Linked DNA regions of Homo sapiens: region 1 is linked to region 2. Evidence: chromatin loops called from intact Hi-C (ENCODE). Cell type or tissue: endothelial cell of umbilical vein. All regions are shown on one strand. Links, peaks and the distances in the headings refer to the core of each region. The heading gives the core; the rest is flanking DNA. Region 1 has its middle 6.1 kb from the start of OR10V1. Region 2 overlaps STX3 (syntaxin 3).

Evidence for each region. Hi-C counts contacts between places; a loop is a spot of excess contacts. Peaks named below come from ENCODE experiments on the same cell type or tissue, not always from the same donor. Only the 100,000 strongest peaks of a DNase experiment are listed, where the experiment ranks them.
Region 1: a loop joins it to region 2, with 7 times the contacts of the local background. A loop is called at or near these places in 3 of 110 quality-filtered maps.

What each region holds. Positions count from the first base shown.
Region 1 is chr11:59,703,242-59,712,150 of GRCh38, forward strand. It overlaps the pseudogene RN7SKP192. Among named protein-coding and RNA genes, the nearest start is that of OR10V1, 6.1 kb to the right of the region's middle. In endothelial cell of umbilical vein, for the core only: no CTCF peak of the experiment used is centred there; a DNase peak (open chromatin) is centred at 3,850; H3K27ac peaks cover 2,042 bases.
Region 2 is chr11:59,801,244-59,809,763 of GRCh38, forward strand. STX3 (syntaxin 3) reads left to right here. Exons shown (of 11, transcript NM_004177.5): 11 at 1-4,635. MRPL16 (mitochondrial ribosomal protein L16) reads right to left here. Exons shown (of 4, transcript NM_017840.4): 3 at 6,458-6,606; 4 at 4,897-5,589. The coding sequence ends at 5,104. Among named protein-coding and RNA genes, the nearest start is that of MRPL16, 5.3 kb to the right of the region's middle. RefSeq lists an enhancer at 1,566-1,615. In endothelial cell of umbilical vein, for the core only: a CTCF peak has its summit at 1,518 (motif pointing left); DNase peaks (open chromatin) are centred at 1,238, 1,268 and 1,478; H3K27ac peaks cover 1,381 bases.

The DNA.
Region 1 (8,909 bases), core at 2,356-4,855, 96 kb before region 2:
TTCAGTGGAACCTTTTATCCTAGGCCTAACTTTGATTTCTTATATTTCTTTCTTTTTTGTTTGCTTGTTTCCCACTTTCCTCCACTGCTCCATTTCTCCATTTCTTTTATCTTCCCTCTCTTCTTATCTGTAATAAATAAAAATATTCGCCAGGCACGGTGGCTCATGCCTGTAATCCTAGCACTTTGGGAGGCCGAGGCAGGTGTATCACCTGAGGTCAGGAGTTCGAGACCGGCCTGGCTAACATGGCAAAACCCCGTCTCTACTAAAAATACAAAACAAAACAAAACAAAAAAAAAATTAGCCAGGCATGGTGGCAGGCACCTGTAATACCAGCTACTCAGGAGGCTGAGGCAGGAGAATCACTTGAACCTGGGAGGTGGAGGTTGCAGTGAACTGATATTGTACCACTTCATTCCAGCCTGGACGAAAGAGTGAGACTCCATCTCAAAATAAATAAATAAATAAATAAATAAATAAATAAATAAATAAATATATTCACAATGTAAAGAAAGCAATACACTTTATAACCTAAAGTATAAAATAAATATTCACATGCTGGTATAAAAACATAATTGATTCTTTAACTGATACAAAAGAAAAAAGAAAAAAATGCTTGGATAAAAATTTAAATGAGGAAGAATAGACAAATCTCCTATGCAGTAGAATTCCAAATAATTTATGTAACTCCTCCCTTCTCAATTTGGGGCAGCAAAACTACCTACCCGTTCCTTACAGGTGGACTGAATATAGTGACTTCCTTCCAAAGAGTATAATGCACAAGTGGGAAAAGAGTTTGTTGACAGTGGAGAAATCTGAGAAACACTACCTCTGTCAGGTGATCAAGGTCAACATCAGTAGTGAAAAGCTATGTTTACATTATGTACCCTTGATATGATGTGATGAGAATGTCACTTTACCTCTGTGTTCTTTCTTCCAAAAACTCACAACCCCTTGTCTAAGCATCAGAGAAGGTCAGTTCTGAAGAACATTCTACAAAATATCTGACCAGGATTCCTCAAAACTGTCAAGGTCACCAAAAACAAGGAAAGTCTAATAAACTCTTCCAGCCAAGAAGAACCTAAAGAGACATGATGACTAAATGTAATGTGGTGTCCTAGATGAATTCTTGGAACAGAAAAAGGACATTAGGTAAAAAATAAGGAACTCCAAATAAAGTGTGAAGTTTAGTTAATAATAATACGTCAATATTGGTCAATTAGTTGTGACAGACATACAATGGGAGTGTTAACAATAAAGGAAATTGAAAGCATTGCGTATACAATCTTGTCTAACGTAGGTGTTCCTCACTCAGTTATTTTCTGTTGAGTTGCTATGTTTGTTTTCTTCACTGCAATTACCAAAGTCCGTAATTATATTTTTTAATTTATTATGTGTCTCTTCCATTAGATTGTAAGCTTCATGAGGACAAGGATCTTCTCTGTTTCTTTTTTATTCTTTCTTCTTCTTTTTTTTAACACTGCGATAACAGGAAACAATTGTTTCATTTATTGCTGCATTCCCACTATATTCCAGGTTTCCACACATAGTAAATACTCAATAATAACCACTGAATTGTTAAATGAATGAATGAAGGAATGACTGGTGATTGTAACCAAGACTTGTAGGATCATTGCAACTGGAGCAGAACAAATTTATGATATTTTATTATAAATAGGATGTACTTCATGCTTTCTCTAGAGAGAAAATACCTTTAATCGGGTTTCCATTTATTTCTCTTTCTTCCCTCTTTCTCTCTTTGTCTCTCTCTCCTTCCTTCCTTCCTTCCTTCTTTCCTTCCTTTTCCTTTCATTTTTTTTCCACAGTGAAAGGAGTAAAATCTCCAAGCGTCCTGTAAAGTAGGAATATCATGGTGTTGCCTGAACTTACTTCTTCTTTTATTTATTGATTTTTTTATTGTTAAGAGTTACTTCTTGAAGGATGTGTAAATAAGGGTGCCAATGTACATTTGTACATTTCCTTACACATGTTAGGAAGTTTCTCACTTCTCTCAGTTCCTTAGTTAAGTCAACAGAAAGAAATACATATTATCACAGATATACACTATAGAAGACTCAGGCTTTTCCTGTTGAGAGTCATTTATCCAGAAGCACCTAGCTACTAAGGATAAAGAAAGAATTTGTGTAGAGCTAAAAGCTACCCCCATCGGGGATCACTGAAAACAAGAATGTGACAAAGAGGCTGGAAACCTGAAGACAGTCACGCACACAAAATATAGTTGAATGTTAGGCTCTGTGCATAGTACATATTCCTACATGTTTAATGAAGAGCAGTGACTCACAACTAAGAAAGTTTTTTTGTTTTTTTTTTTTTGAGACGGAGTCTCTCTCTGTCACCCAGGCTGGAGTGCAGTGGCACAATCTCGGCTCACTGCAATCTCAGCCTCCCAGGTTCAAGCGATTCTTCTGTCTCAGGCCTCCCAAGTAGCGGGACTACAGGCACGCGCCACAATGCCCAACTAATTTTTGTATTTCTGGTAGAGATGGGGTTTCACCATATTGGCCAGGCTGGTCTTGAACTCCTGACGTTGTGATCCGCCCGCCTCAGCCTCCCAAAGTGCTGGGATTACAGGTGTGAGCCACTGCGCCCAGTCAAAGTATTTTATATGCTCTATGTCAGTCTTTTTTTTTTTTTTTGAGACAGGGTCTCACTCTGTCACCCAGGTTGCGATCTTGGCTCACTGCAACCTCCACCTGCCAGGTTCAAGCAATCCTCCCACCTCAGCCTCCCAAGTAGCTAGGACTACAGGCGTGTACCACCACGCCCAGCTAATTTTTTGTATTTTTGGTAGGGACAGGTTTCTGCCATGTTGCTCAGGCTGGTCTCAAACTCTACATGGCAGTATGAAAATAAACAAATACAAAGGGTAATGACCACCACATTGGAGAGCTTGTTTAGAGGTTCTAGCAGAGGAGTGCAGCTACTTGTATACCCTTGACCAAAGAATGGTCCTCCTCTATCTGGGAAGGTCGTCCATTTTGACTAAGCTTGCAGCTTTGAGAGGGTCGCACATGGGGCAGTGAAGGAGGAAGAGGACACCCACCTAGCCAGGCAGATCAGCTGAATCAACTCTGGTGATCAATGGGATGACAGATGTCACAGCCAGATTGCCCTCACATCCTACCCCATTTGTTCATGCCCAAGTTGTTCTATTTTGCTTTCTGATTAAGAAGCAGACAAGAAACCATTATTAGCAGAGTATGGTAGAAAGTACCATAGAAGCCTCTCCAATGTGAGGAGAAATGGCCAGCATATTGACAGATGTAAATAGAAAGTGGGAGTTAAATTACTGAATCAAAGTCATTTGATTCATTACCTCTTTAAACGCTTTATCTCCAAATACATTCTGAAGCATTGAGGGCTAGGGCCTCAACATATAAATTTGGTTTGGAGGGAAGACATAATGTAGCCCAAAACAAAGCCTCAATCTCAGTATCTAGAAAACAAGAGGATTGTACTTGTTAATATTTAAGATATATTCAGGCACTGACTTGCTGCGGCCCCAATCCCTGTTGGACTGAACAAAGGAGGACAAATGTGGGAATAAAGATAAAGAAAAGAGTATTTTTACTCTTTTATAGATAGATAAAGATACTCTTTTATAGGTAATAAAGATAAAGAAAAAAAGAATAAAGATAAAGAAAAAAGAGAGCCGAAGTCCTGTGGGTCGTGACTAACTCAGCATTCCACTGGAGGCTATATGATCAAACAGCAAACTATTTATCATGAATGCAGGATGTGGGCAAACTCATGACTGTGCCTGCTGCCAGAAGATATGCTGAGTGCAATCACTCCCTGGCACTGTGCTCCTTGAGGTTATCTACTGGAACATCTGGAGACTACTGTTCAGAGAATGCAGCCTTGCAAGCCTGCACTGAGTCAAGCTGCTGACCGACAACCACCCCCCTTCTCCCAATCTCCTTTACCCAATAAATACAAAGGGCTGTAAAACTCAGGGCCCTTGTTCACTAGAAGCAAGGAGCCCTCTGACCCCTTCTTCCAAATATACTCTTTTTTCTTTATCTTTATTCCCGCGTTTGTCCTCCTTTGTTCAGTCCAACAGGGATTGGGGCCACGGCAAGTCAGTGCCTGAACATAGCTTAAATATTAACAAGTATAATCCTCTAGTTTTCTAGATACTGAGATTGAGCCTTTGTTTTGGGCTACATTATGTCTTCCCTCCAACCCAAATTTATATGTTGAGGCCCTAGCCCTCAATACTTCAGAATGTATTTGGAGATAAAGCCTTTAAAGAGGTAATAAAGAGTAAGTGAAATCATTAGGGTGAGCCCTAATACAATATGACTGGTCTTATAAAAACAGGGCAGTAGTACACAGACACAAACAGGAGAAAGACCACATAAAGACAGGGGGAGAAGACGGCTCTCTGCAAGTCAAGGACAGAGGCCTCAGAATAAATCAACCCTGCCAATACCTTGATCTCAGGCTTCTAGTCTCCAGAATTGTGAGAAAATAAATTTATGTTGCTGCCCCATTTGCTATACTTTGTTATAGAAGCATTAGCAGTCTTCAAGAATGAAAGCAGCTTTTCCAACATTACACAGCTCCTAGAAGCCATTTCTCCTGGCTCTCAGTCCCATTGTCCCTTCCAGAGAAGCAATGGAAGATGCTTCAATACTCAGCCAACTCCTTGATGCCTATTGCAATAACTCATAACTCTCTAAATTTCGTTACATCTTCATCCATTTGCACTGCTATAATAAATACCTGAGACTGGATGACTTATAAAGAATGACAATTTATTTCCTCTTAGTTCTGGAGGCTGGGAAGCCCAAGATCAAGACACCTGCAGATTTGGTGTCTGGTGACGGCTTGGTCTCTGCTTCCAAGATGGTGCCTTGAAAGCTATTTCCTCACATGAAAGAAGGAACCGAAGGGCAAAAAGGGCCTAAGCCAGTTCCCTCCAGCCCTTTTATAAGGCACTAACCCATTCATGAGGAGCGCTCCTGAGTTACTCACTCCCTGCAAAGGCCCTACCTCTTTTTGTTTGTTTGTTTGTTTGTTTTTTGAGACAGGGTCTGGCTCTGTTGCTTAGGCTGGAATGCAGTGGTATAATCTCAGCTCACTGCAACCTCCAACTGCTGGGTTCAAATGATTCTTATGCCTCAGCCTCCTGAGTAGCTGGGATTACAGGCTTGTACCACCATGCTCCAGATAATTTTTTTATTTTTATTTTTAGTAGAGATGGGGTTTTGCCATATTGGCCAGGCAGGTCTTGAACACCTGGCCTCAAGTGATCTGGCTGTCTCAGCCTCCCAAAGTGCTGGGATTACAGGTGTGAGCCACTGTGCCCGACCTGGCCATACCTCTTAATGCCACTCTAATGGGGATTAAGTTTCAACATGAATTTTGGAGGAGACACACATTCAAGCCATAGCAGTCACATCCCAGAGATTCCTCAAATATCTGCTTTCCCCTGTTGACCCTATCTCCATCTCTCTTTCTAATTTGTTCTTTCCAGTATCTTCTGACTCATCTCTTTCTCATTATTCCTTTTCTACCCTGGTTAGAAGAATTTCTCTTTCATTTTCTTCTGAATACCACAGTGCTACAAAATAGATGATGAGAGAAATGGGAGTTTGGGAATTTTTTACTGGGCATGACTGCAGAATATGCTTTTGCACCCAGCTCTCTAGAATCACTGGAAAAAAGTGGAAAAACATCAATAAGGCAAGTGAAATTTTCAAATTCTCAAAATTTTCTGTAACTGAAATTTTAAAAATCCTTGCTAAAATTGAGTTAAAGATAGTAAAGTATGGTTGGATGCAGCAGCTCACGCCTGTAATCTCAGCACTTTGGGAGGCCAAGATGGGAAGATCGTTTGAACTTAAGGGTTTGAGACCAGCCTAGCCAACAAGGTGAGACGCCCATCTTTACAAAAAAAAATAATAAATTTTTCTGGCCGGGCGCAGTGGCTCACGCCTGTAATCCCAGCATTCTGGGATGCTGAGGCGGGCAGATCATGAGGTCAGGAGTTTGAGACCAGCCTGACCAACATGGTGAAACTCCATCTCTACTAAAAATACAAAAACTAGCTGGGCATGGTGGTACACACCTGTAATCCCAGCTACTCAGGAGGCAGAGGCAAGATAATTGCCTGAACCTGGGAGGCAGAGGTTGCAGTGAGCCGAGATCGTGCCACTGCACTCCAGCCTGGGTGACAGAGTGAGACTCCATCTAAAAAAAAAAAAAATTTTTTTTTTCTGGGCATGGTGGTGTGCAACTTTAGTCCCAGTTACTTGGGTGCTTGAGCCCGGGAGATTGAGGCTACAGTGAACTCTGATTGTGCCATTGCACTCCAGCCTGGGCAACAGAACAAGACCTTGTCTCAAAAAAAGACAGTAAAGTATATGATCTTCCTTTAATATGCAATAATGATACCTACCTGCTCCCTTCCAATGGATATTTTATAGTTTCCCATTTGTATTTTTCACTATTTGTAATCTTAGGGAACACTGAAGTCACAGATACTAGAATCAAATACAACAATAAAAAATTAGTATTAGCAATAAAGGTTTCAAAAATATTTTAAATGAGTATGTACCCTTATTAGTGACATTTTAAAAATCTGAGAACCAGAAAGAAGTTATCTCCAAAGAAAGTCTTGCTTAATTCCAATAATTATGAAGTAGCTTCACTGTAAAAGGCAATGAAGAATGTAAATGATAGAAAAAAGTTTTCAAGGAGTAGAGAAAGTTAAAAAATAGAAAAAAGATAAAGAAGTATAAATAAGACACAGTTGCTTTATATAAGGACCATATAATTTTTAAGAGAGACAAGACTAGTACACCATCCTAAAATTTTATCTGTCTTTTGATAGTGAATCAACTGAGTTTAATAAGTATTACCCACTATTATGGGTATCCAAAGATTAATGCTACATTCTCCATTTCCAAGGCACTCAGAACTCTTGAATTTTTTTCCCATTTAGCTGAAGCTACAGATACAAAATATGTGTAAGATAGATATCTCAATGCCAACCCCTAGTAGAATTCTGGAAATGATCGAACAGATAAGTTGTAAGAATTTTGAAAAGACTGGTGATTACTATGAGCCCATATAAAGTGATTCATGATAAATCATGCCAAATGCACCTCATTTTAAAAACAAGAGCTTTAAATGATTAGATTTATACAAGTGCTGCAGTGTATTTTGATTGTATGAAAGGATTTGAGGTTTCTCATCATATCCCTCTGTGAGATGGCTAATTATAGATTTGTTGGCAAAGCAGTTACATTTTGCTGCAAAATGAACTGTTCCAAACATAATGACTTAAAATATCAATCATTTATTTGCCCTGATTCTATGGGTCAACAATCTGGGCTGGACTCTGTTAGTCTTACCGGAGTTACTAATGTGGCTAAAGTCAGCTGGTAGATTAGGGCTGATTGGCTTAGGTAGTTTCAACTTGGACAGCTTATCTTTGTTCTACACGATGTCATCCTAGCCCAGGCTATGTGGAGGCCTTAGGACAGCAAGAGAAGGCAGGCCCCAAAATATAAGTGTAAGCCTATGCTTGCAATGCATTTGCTAATGTCTCATTGGCCAAAGCAAGTCACATAGCCCTCCGGGAGTGATGGCAGTGGGGGTGGGGGTGGGGTGGGGTGGGAGACTGCCTAAAGGCATGGATATAGGCAGGTGGAGTTCAAGGGGGGCCATAATTGCAACAATGTACCCCAGATGTTATTCATTGAGCAGATTTCTTTCTTTTTTTAGAAAAATTTTCAACTTTCAGGTTCAGAGGGTACATGTATAGGTTTGTTACGTGGGTATATTGTGTGATGCTGAGGTTTAGGGTACGAATGATCCCATTGCCCAAGTAGTTAGCACAGTACCCAACAGGTAGTTTAACTGAGCAGATGTCTACCTAATTGAACAATTCCTGAAGATGATACCAGACTCTGCCCTCTTCATGTTCTGCTTGATATTTTTGTCAATAATTTAGACAAAAGCAATAAAATATGATTGCAGTTTTGCCCATGACACAAAACTATGGTGAATAAAATAAAGCCTGAAGATCATTTTGGCAGTTTTTGCAGTTTTGCCCATGACACAAAAGTATGAAGAATAAGATAAAGCCTGAAGATGATTTTGGCAGTTTTCATCACTTGGTGAAAACCAATAAAATACAAATTATCCGTGTTAAATGAAAAGTCCTAAATGTATGCTACTAAAATAAATTATGGTCAGGCAGAATTGAAAACTATTTTAAAGCTATATGAAGGTTTTATGTGATATCAAATTTTGTGGCTAAAGTGATCAAAATTATTTAATGAAAACATAGTGTCCAGGTGTGGTGGTTCACACCTGTAATCCCAGCACTTTGGGAGGCCAAGGCAGGCAGATCACTTGAGGTGAGGAGTTCGAGACCCACCTGGCCAACATGGTGAAACCCCTTCTCTACTAAAAATACAAAAATTCGCTGGGCGTGGTGGTGTGCACCTGTAATCCCAGTTACTCAGGAGGCTGAAGTGGGGGAATTGCTTGAGCCTGGGAGGCAGAGATTGCAGTGAGCCAGGATTGAGCCACTGCACTCCAGCCTAGGCGACAGAGCAAGACTCCGTCTCAAAAAAAAAAAAAAAAAAAAAAAGAAGAAGAAAATATAGCTTACAGGTCATGAAAAATAACAGTCCCTCAGAACAAAATATTTCCAGTGTAATGTGGTTATTTGGGGGTGAAATTTGCACAATGATATGGAGCTGGAGAAAATCTAGAAGGTGACTGGTATAATGAGAAGGTTCAAATATAACCTCCTGGAGGAAGAGTTGGGGTACTTGTTTTAGAGAAAAGAGCACTGAAGATTTACAGAAGATACAAAACCTGTCCTAATACATGTGAGGAGCTGTTATGTATTAATATAAGAGAGC
Region 2 (8,520 bases), core at 6-2,505:
CTTTAACAAAGCAGAATGATTCTTCTAAGTTTGGCAACAAGAAGGCTTGGATCTGAGTCTTCTACCTGGCAGGATGCCAATCCTGTTTGTTGTCCGTATGTCCTGAAAACATGAGGGACTGGCAGATGTCATTTTGGTCTAAAGAGCTGACTTGTTTGAAATTCAGCCTTAAATTAAGCTCTTAGTTGTTCAGCTTGGGGGGCAACTTTGATTTTTCTCTGTGTTGTAGTCTCTCATATTTACTCAAGGAGGGACCAGGATGATACAGTCATCTGAGGTTATGCTTTGCAAAAGGCTGACGGTATGGAATATGTTTCCATGTCTGAGTCTTAGAAACTGGCTGCTCATTGTTAGAAAGTGATGCTTTGTGAGACTATTGTCTTGGGGCCAAAAATAATCAGGGATTTTAAATTGGGCAAGGGACAAGGTGCTAGAATCCTAAGCTCTGGAAATATTTCATGACACTGGTGTATTCACTCATGTGTTCCAGATGTATTCTAATTGTGTATGAAATGTATGTACACATAAGTGTGTGTGTCTCAGGAAGTAGGAAATAAAAATGGAAGCTATTATGACCTCAAAAAAAAAAAGCCAACTTTGAGCTAGGATAAAAATTGGGTAAAGGACATTTGCTTACCTGCAAATGAATCACTGTGGAAATGTGATCTTCCCATATCATCAAGAAACTTGTTTTCTGGATGAATACTGGGAGAATAAAATGAGAACTCTGGAGTGAGCTAAATTGATCCCAATTAAGTTTTTCTGCTTAGCAGACAGAAGGTATAATTTTTTGACACCCTTTCCCACCTGGTGCCTATGCTAGGCTTGTCCTGAGAACATCCCTCAGTAACTTGATATTCACATGACCTACAGGATGTCCCATCTGCAGGGCTGAGTCAGTTGGGGAACACCAGAGGCTACACAGTAGCTCTTCCTGCTACTCGGTTAATGAGCTTGGCAGGTTCTTTGTCTCACTGAATTCTTATCATGGAAACAGCAGCAGCAGCCGCTAGGAAATCTTCAAGTGTAGTGTCTGTGCTAACCCAGTGGTAAATCCCTTAGATCCCCTGCTGGTCTCTGGCAGTCTCCTTGATTTTGGGTACCATGTATATTTTCCGCTTTGACTTTAACGCTTTCTAGGATAGGGTAAGCACCCTTAATTCAGGCACTGTCCATTAGCTTCCTTTGCAAAGGCTACTTATGGCCGGTCACAATCCAGCACTCAGACAGAGCCAAGGCAATATCCTCTTGCCCATGGCTATGATGTCAGACAGTGGATGGGCTCCAGCAACAAGAGACAAAATAACTAAAGGCCTTTGCTCTCCTCTGACATTGAGGCCTGGGGCTTACAGTTTGGAATACAACATGTGAAGGTTTTTGTTGTTGTTTGTATTTTTTAGATGTAAACTTGATTATTTTATTGCTAATTTAAAAATAAAAATGACTTTGTATTGATTGTGAAACGGTTCTGGCTCTGTCTCGATGCAGAAACACAATGATCTGGTGCCACCATGTGGTGATTTTTATTCAGGTTTTAGAATGCAGTTCACACCTTTTTAAGCCATGTGCTGGATCAGATGGTTCAAAAGTGCAATTTTTGAACATGGTTTAACTCCCACAGAATGCAGTGTAACTATGTTTGTGTTTCAGATTTGAGGTGTTCCCCCCAAAAGAATTTGGTTCAGTCCTTGGGAGTATCTGGCTTTAGGAGGAAATGGGGGAGATCTGTCACGATGTTATCTAGAAGGTGGAATGACCATACCAAACATCCTTTTAATCTAACTTGAATGTCTCACCAAAAATAACATTTCTGTTGGCATTCTGGGTCCTAGAAGCCAGATCCATCTCCTTTTTCCTTCTGTTGCTCTCTTCCTTCACACCCTCTTCCATGTCCACATGCACTTATCTCCCTGCAGAATACTTTTTGCGATGATGTTTCTCATGTATTCTTTCTTTCCTTGTCTGGATGAGCAGAAGAAGATCATGATCATGATCTGCTGTATTATCCTTGCGATCATCTTAGCTTCCACCATTGGGAGCATATTTGCCTGAAAAAGGTGAGCCATCTGTGGGGAGGGTCAGACCTTCTTTCACTGACTTGAAACCTTTGTGTCTTGGGGGCACTCTAGGTGCCTTAATCTGGGTGGGATTAGGTGCTAATAATGGTTAGAGAAAACTAAAGAAAGGGATGTTTCAGAGACAGAAAAGTGAGTGAAGAATGAACTGTTAGTAGGTAGTCTGTGGGAGGAGGGGGGAGACAGAAGGTGGCAATCTGTCCTATAACCTGGTGTGGCAGAATGCTTTGTACAGGTGAAGGATAGTGATTCCTGCTAAACAGTTTGAGCCTTGGTATCTGGAAGTGACAAAAAGAACAAGAATTAGTTCTTGCATTAGGTGCATCTTGAACTTTTTGGAAGAGGGCCGGCCACACAGTAAATTCAAATTAAATTTCTTCCCTTTCAAGGTTAATGAAAGTTAACACAGCCTTGTATGTAGTCCTTTACCCCGGGTAAGAGGGATTTGGTGATCCCAGCCACGAACACCATGCTATATAATCTATGATTTTTTTCCTCCATTTTTCTGTTATCTCCCACAGCCCTCACAGATTGATCGACTGGCATTTCTAATCCTCCTTCCACTTCTGTGGTACCATCACTTCTCCACGCAGACTCCTCATCAGCTTCTCCTCTTTCCATTATGAAACTTCTTAAGAAACAGGGCACCAATCAACTACTTATTAAGAATTATGCAAAGAATAAACGTATACAGAATTGGGCGGAGGACAGGGACAGGGAGTACAGATACATAGCTGATTAGGCAGATGGTTTAAAGGAGGACTGCAGGGTAGAGAAGCAAGCAGAGTGGGCGCCTCTTTAGGAAGTGACACAGCCTGCATGTGCAGTATGGCTGTGAAGGGGCAGATATCATAGCACACCTAACTCAACAGGATCTTACTTGAACTGCTGTGAGTTGGTCAAGTCAGGGCACTTCTGCTCTTCAGGCTCCTCTAGGTCACACCTTTGACCACCCTACATCTGTTTCCTCTTTCAGGCTCCAGTAGTAGTCTTAAAAGTGAAGTTTATCTAAGGATAAGCACATGCCTATCTTGCTCACTGCTGTGTCCCCACTTTTTAGCACAGCGCCTGCTGCTTACAGGTACTCAAATATCTGCTGACTTAATTACTTATAATTAAGCTCTTATTTCAGTCATGGACAAATCCTTGGGTTTGACTCCTAAACTCTTTAAGGTACCAATGAGAACGTGGTTTGTTACTGTCAGAGGCTGTGTAAAGCCGCTTGGGAATGGGCTGATCTGCTTATGCAAAAATGCTACCAACCTTTCAAACCCCATTACCACAACATGAAAATTTAAAGTGCTTTTTCTATGGGTGGTGATGGTGGAGTTCTAGCAACAGCCTCTTAATCTGTGGAGAAGATGGCTGGCTCCAGGACTGTGGTTCAATAACGAAATACAGGCCCACAAAATAAAATAGGTTTATAGCATGACTGAACTCACACATCAGTAGAACACTCTGTGAACCATAACAAAGAACAGATAAAGGTGTCAAGTGAGAAAGGTGAAATGAGGTTATCACTCACTTCACCTCTCACCTGATTTGTGTTGCTAGCTGAAACTGCTGGCCAGTAACGTATGTATAAGAAACTGTTATAGGCCGGGCACGGTGGCTCATGCCTGTAATCACAGCACTTTGGGAGGCCAAGGCAGGTGGATCACCAGACTGACCAACATAGTGAAACCCCCTCTCTACAAAAAATACAAAAATTAGCCAGGCATGGTGGCTTGCACCTGTATTCCCAGCTACTTGGGAGGCTGAGGCAGGAGAATTGCTTGAATGCAAGAGGCGGAAGTTGCAGTGAGCCGAGATCGCGCCACTGCACTCCAGCCTGGGCAACAAGAGCTAAATTCCATCTAAAAAAAAAAAAAAAACAAAAAAAAAAAACTGTTCTTAATACTTAATACTGTCCCCAATTCCATTCAAGGTTCAGTTGTGTTCAGCTTTAAAACCAGCTATGTGAATGTGAGTTCTAGTGCAGATTATTTAGTGATTATGTAACTAAAATTGATGAAAAAATCACACTATACAACTGTGAGGAGCACACAACTGCTAAGTTTGTACTTTTGAAAGTAAATTATTCTTTGTTTGATACCTTATTTTTTAAGAAAGTGGGATTAAAAATATTTTGGTCAGTGCTGTTTTCTACCCACCTTCAAAAGCCAATGGTTTGATATTTCTATTAATTTGTGCTTCCTTTAGTTTTAATAGGGGATAGAAGACTGCAGCTGGTTGGGTCTGGAAAACATTAATCTGGGCAAACGGAGCTGGAGCTATGAGGATCTGAGTCCTAGGGGGCCCTCATTCACTAGCAGTAAGAATTTAAGTGGTGCATGGCACATAGCACTGTACTAGATTCTGCAGGGGCACAAACATAGAGCCAAACACTCTCCCTCTTGGAGAATTTCAGACCCAGAAAAGGCCACGCAGTTCTAACTTTTGTCATCGGTTCCTTTTGCTAAAAGGCAAAGGGTATGTTCCTTGCCTATTGTCCAACATACCCCTTCCAAGATTGTGAGAAGATGGGTAGCTGGGCATCAATAAATATTGAATCAATTGACCTATGTACTGTTGTTTTTTTCTTACTCTAAAAATGTGTTTTTAACCTAGTAAAATATCACAGAAACTGGCTCCTGAAGTGTGTACGTATAAAAGGCAGTATAAACATTTAAGTGAGACTCGCATCATAGATGGGGGAATGCAAACATTTGTTTCAGCCTTCATGTTCATCTTACACCCCAGGAGGACCAAGAACTCTTTAGTCATTGAGGCCTATTTCTTAATCTTTTAAGGGATTAAGAATGACCAATGAGAAGTTATATCCTGAAGTGATGTTTAAATTTTATTTAATAAAAATACAGTTTTCTTTTTAAATCAACAAATAACATTGTTTTTCAGAAATCTACTCAAATGCTGCTCCTTAGTTATGGCTTAAGAGCTACCCAAAGACTTCAGTGGGTAGGCTGAGGGGAATAGAAATGCAGAATCCTTCTTTCAGTAGCCTATATACAGTTATCTCCTACACTCACTACACACGTTTGGGCATGTAGAACTTGCCCCAGTATTTCCCCTTGTGGGTCAAGTCATATGGGCTCAGTACTTTCCGTATGCCCAGCATGTTGGCAGTGGCTATTCGCTCAAATGTCCAGGGGTTCTGGTTGTTACGTTCTCTTTCCTCTTGATCTTTTCGCATCTTCTCTAGAGTCCCGCGGCTCACAGCCTTTGCTGCGAAGGGCAACTTGTGGGCAACCTGGTCAAGGAAACCTTGCACTTCTTCAAATTCACAACGCCCACCCATCTCTACAACAAGGCGGCCAGCCTTCACAGGTGTCACGTAGTGGTCAATAGCACCTTTGCCTCCCCCCATGCGATGCCCAACACTTTTGCGAGTGATGGGCTTGAAAGGGGCTGGTACTCGCCATATGGCAAACATGTTCTTGGGGTCCATAGAGCGGTTGATTGTCAGGCGCATCATTTCAAAGTGGCCCCAATGCAGGTAGCCACCACCCAATGCCTAAAAGTGAATGGGAGAATTAGAAACACATGCGGACTTCGACATCATCTATGGGCTCATTATTTTGTCTCTTCTAGTAACTGTGGCTTCAATGATACAATTGAAAATAAAAATCTAAGTTCTAATAAGTCCCATGGAGGAAAAGCCTAGGGTACACAGTAATAGAGTGAAGGGGGACCCATTTCAGTGGAGAGCCAGGAAGGCTTCTTTGAAGAGGTGACATCTAAAGCTAAGACCAGAATAAAAAGAACTAGCCAAGGGAAAAGAGAGGAGTGTGCCAGGCATAAGAAAGGCTTATGTGGAGGCCCTGGCACAGCAGAGGGCTTGGCAAGTTGAACAGAAGCCAATGTGGCTGGAGTAGGGTGAGGAATGGGGAGAGTGGGCAGGAGGTTCTGAGAGGTCAGTGGGGGTGATTATGTAGGCTGCAGGAAGAGGACTTTGGAATATCACTCTGGCTGCCTGGTGGAAAACAAATCCTAGTGCACACCCATTTGTGTGGCTGCTGACATCAAGTCTTCATGGAAGCTACTCAACAAGTAAGGAAACAGCTGTCTTCCACATCCTATATTGTGGATGGTTTTATTTTTACCAGGGCTTGAAAAGATCTCATGATCTGATTATGGGGCACATTAGCTAGCCCCTTCCTTCTGCTTTTACGTTATTTTCACTCTACATTAAAAAAAAAAAAGATATATAACCCAAATGTTTACTGGGTACCCAGTAGCCTCTGTACATACCAGTTTAAAGAGCAACTGGTGGCAGTTCTAATAAAAACTGTGGAGGAAGAGACTAAATTATCTCAAGGAGTATGAGATTTTGTTATTCCCTAGCTTCCATCCCATTGCTGCTCGATGCTGAATTCACTCACCAAGATTGCAAAATTGCCTTCTGTAAACTCCGTAGCTTCAGTGGAAGGTCCCCGTATGTCACTTAAATTTTTAGGTTCTCTTCTTACTTTTGGCACAAGTGGTGCCCTTTCAATAAATCTAAGCTTGGGTTTTTCAGGAATGGAAACATCTAAAAGAAGCACAGACAACCAGGATAAAGTAAAACTATACATCTCAAAAGATCTATTTTCCTAGAAAGATTTATAACAGGTGAAAGTCTTAATTTCTTTCTTCTTCATTTTTTGGTAGAGACAGGGTCTCACTATGTTGCCCAGGTTGGTTTCAAACTCCTGGCCTCAAGTGATTTTCCTGCCTTTACCTCCCAAAGTGTTGGGATTACAAGTGCGAGCCACCATATCCAGCCTGAAAGTCTTAAAGTTACCACTGAACAGTAACTGTAAAGGTATATTACATTTTTGCAGATGCTTTTAGTGACACTGGAATCTTCTGGCTGTGACAGTGGCTAATGCAAATGTTTCTAAAACTTTAAAGATAGCAAAGTTTTATCCTCTGAATCCAAATGCACTTATTAATCACCAACTCTGTGCTTAACACTGTAACAGGGATTGTTTGGAAACCACTAGTTCACTTAATCTTTAAAATAACTTTATAGCCTTGGTATTCTTTCAGGGCTCTCTTTTTAAAAATTTTAAACTTGTCAAAGTTTAACACAGCTATATCAAAGGGCCAAATTAAAAATATACAGCTCAGTGAATTACCAGAAAGTGAACACATGAACACACACCACTATTACCCAGATCAACAAACAGGATATTAGGCAGGTAGTATTTTTAATCTCCATTTTATAGAAGAGGAACCCGAGGGCTAAAAACACTTTATAATCTGGTCTATGCCATCCAGTTCAACAGCAAAGCTACATACCATGTCACAAAAATATATACATATATTTCCCTGCCTCTCTGGATGTTAATGGGGGTAGTGGAAGAATACTATATTGTACATAAAAATATCTAAGTTCTCCAGCTCTGCCACATTCTTGTTGAGAAACTTACAACCTAGGAATCCTTTGATCAATGCTCTTTCTCTCATATATGCAGGGACTTTTCATGCTGAGACCTGCACAGGTCAGTGTGCCAGGTTTTGGTGGGTGGGCAAAACTTCAGGCCAGACATGTGACATCTTCTTTATCATCCTTACTTGACGATTTGGGGAAAAAAGTTAACATACAAATCATTTTTAAAAATTTCTTAAATGAACCAAGTATGGCTTTATAATGGAGACAAATACAAAATAGAAGAGTTTGAGGAAATACCAAATTATTACTATCAGAGTTTCAGAAGCTGCCCCTCAACTTCTATATGTAGCTACAGAGAATCTTAGTAATGCTTTCTTTCACCTACAAGTCAAAATGTACTTTCAAAACGTGGTTTAACAATTCTGTACAGAAGACCCTCAGATGTACAGACCCTATTCATTTTTTTTGAGGGTTCCAGTATATTTCTTTTTTAAAAAGTAAACTAGTTTTACGATATTGTGGCTTAAATTTAACAAATTAAAGCTTTTTCACATATCGTTAGATGACTGCATATATGTAAACTTATTTGGAAAGAACATCAAAAGTTCAGGTTTTTTTTTTCTTTTGAGACAGAGTCTCACTCTGTTGCCCAGGCTGGAGTGCAGTGGCCTCCTGAGTAGCTGGGATTACAGGTGTAAACTACCACGCCCAGCTAATTTTTTGTATTTTTAGTAGAGATGGGGTTTCACCAGGTTGGCAGGCTGGTCTCCAACTCCTGGCCTCAAGTGATCCACCCGCCTCCGCCTCCTAAAGTGCTGTGATTACAGGCGTGAGCCACCATGCCCGCTCAAAAATCCAGATTTCAGGCCAATGACTACTGGCTGAGTGGACCATGGGACACACACCAGTGGGAGGTTTTAGGGGAGCTATCTCATTAGACGCTGCTCCGTAAGAGCAAGGAACTTTTTTGGTTTCCTTTGTCTTTGATTTATTTCTAGTGCTCAGAATATTAGTTGGCAAAACTGTAAGCTCTAAAAACATATTTATTGAAAGAGTGAACGGGGATGG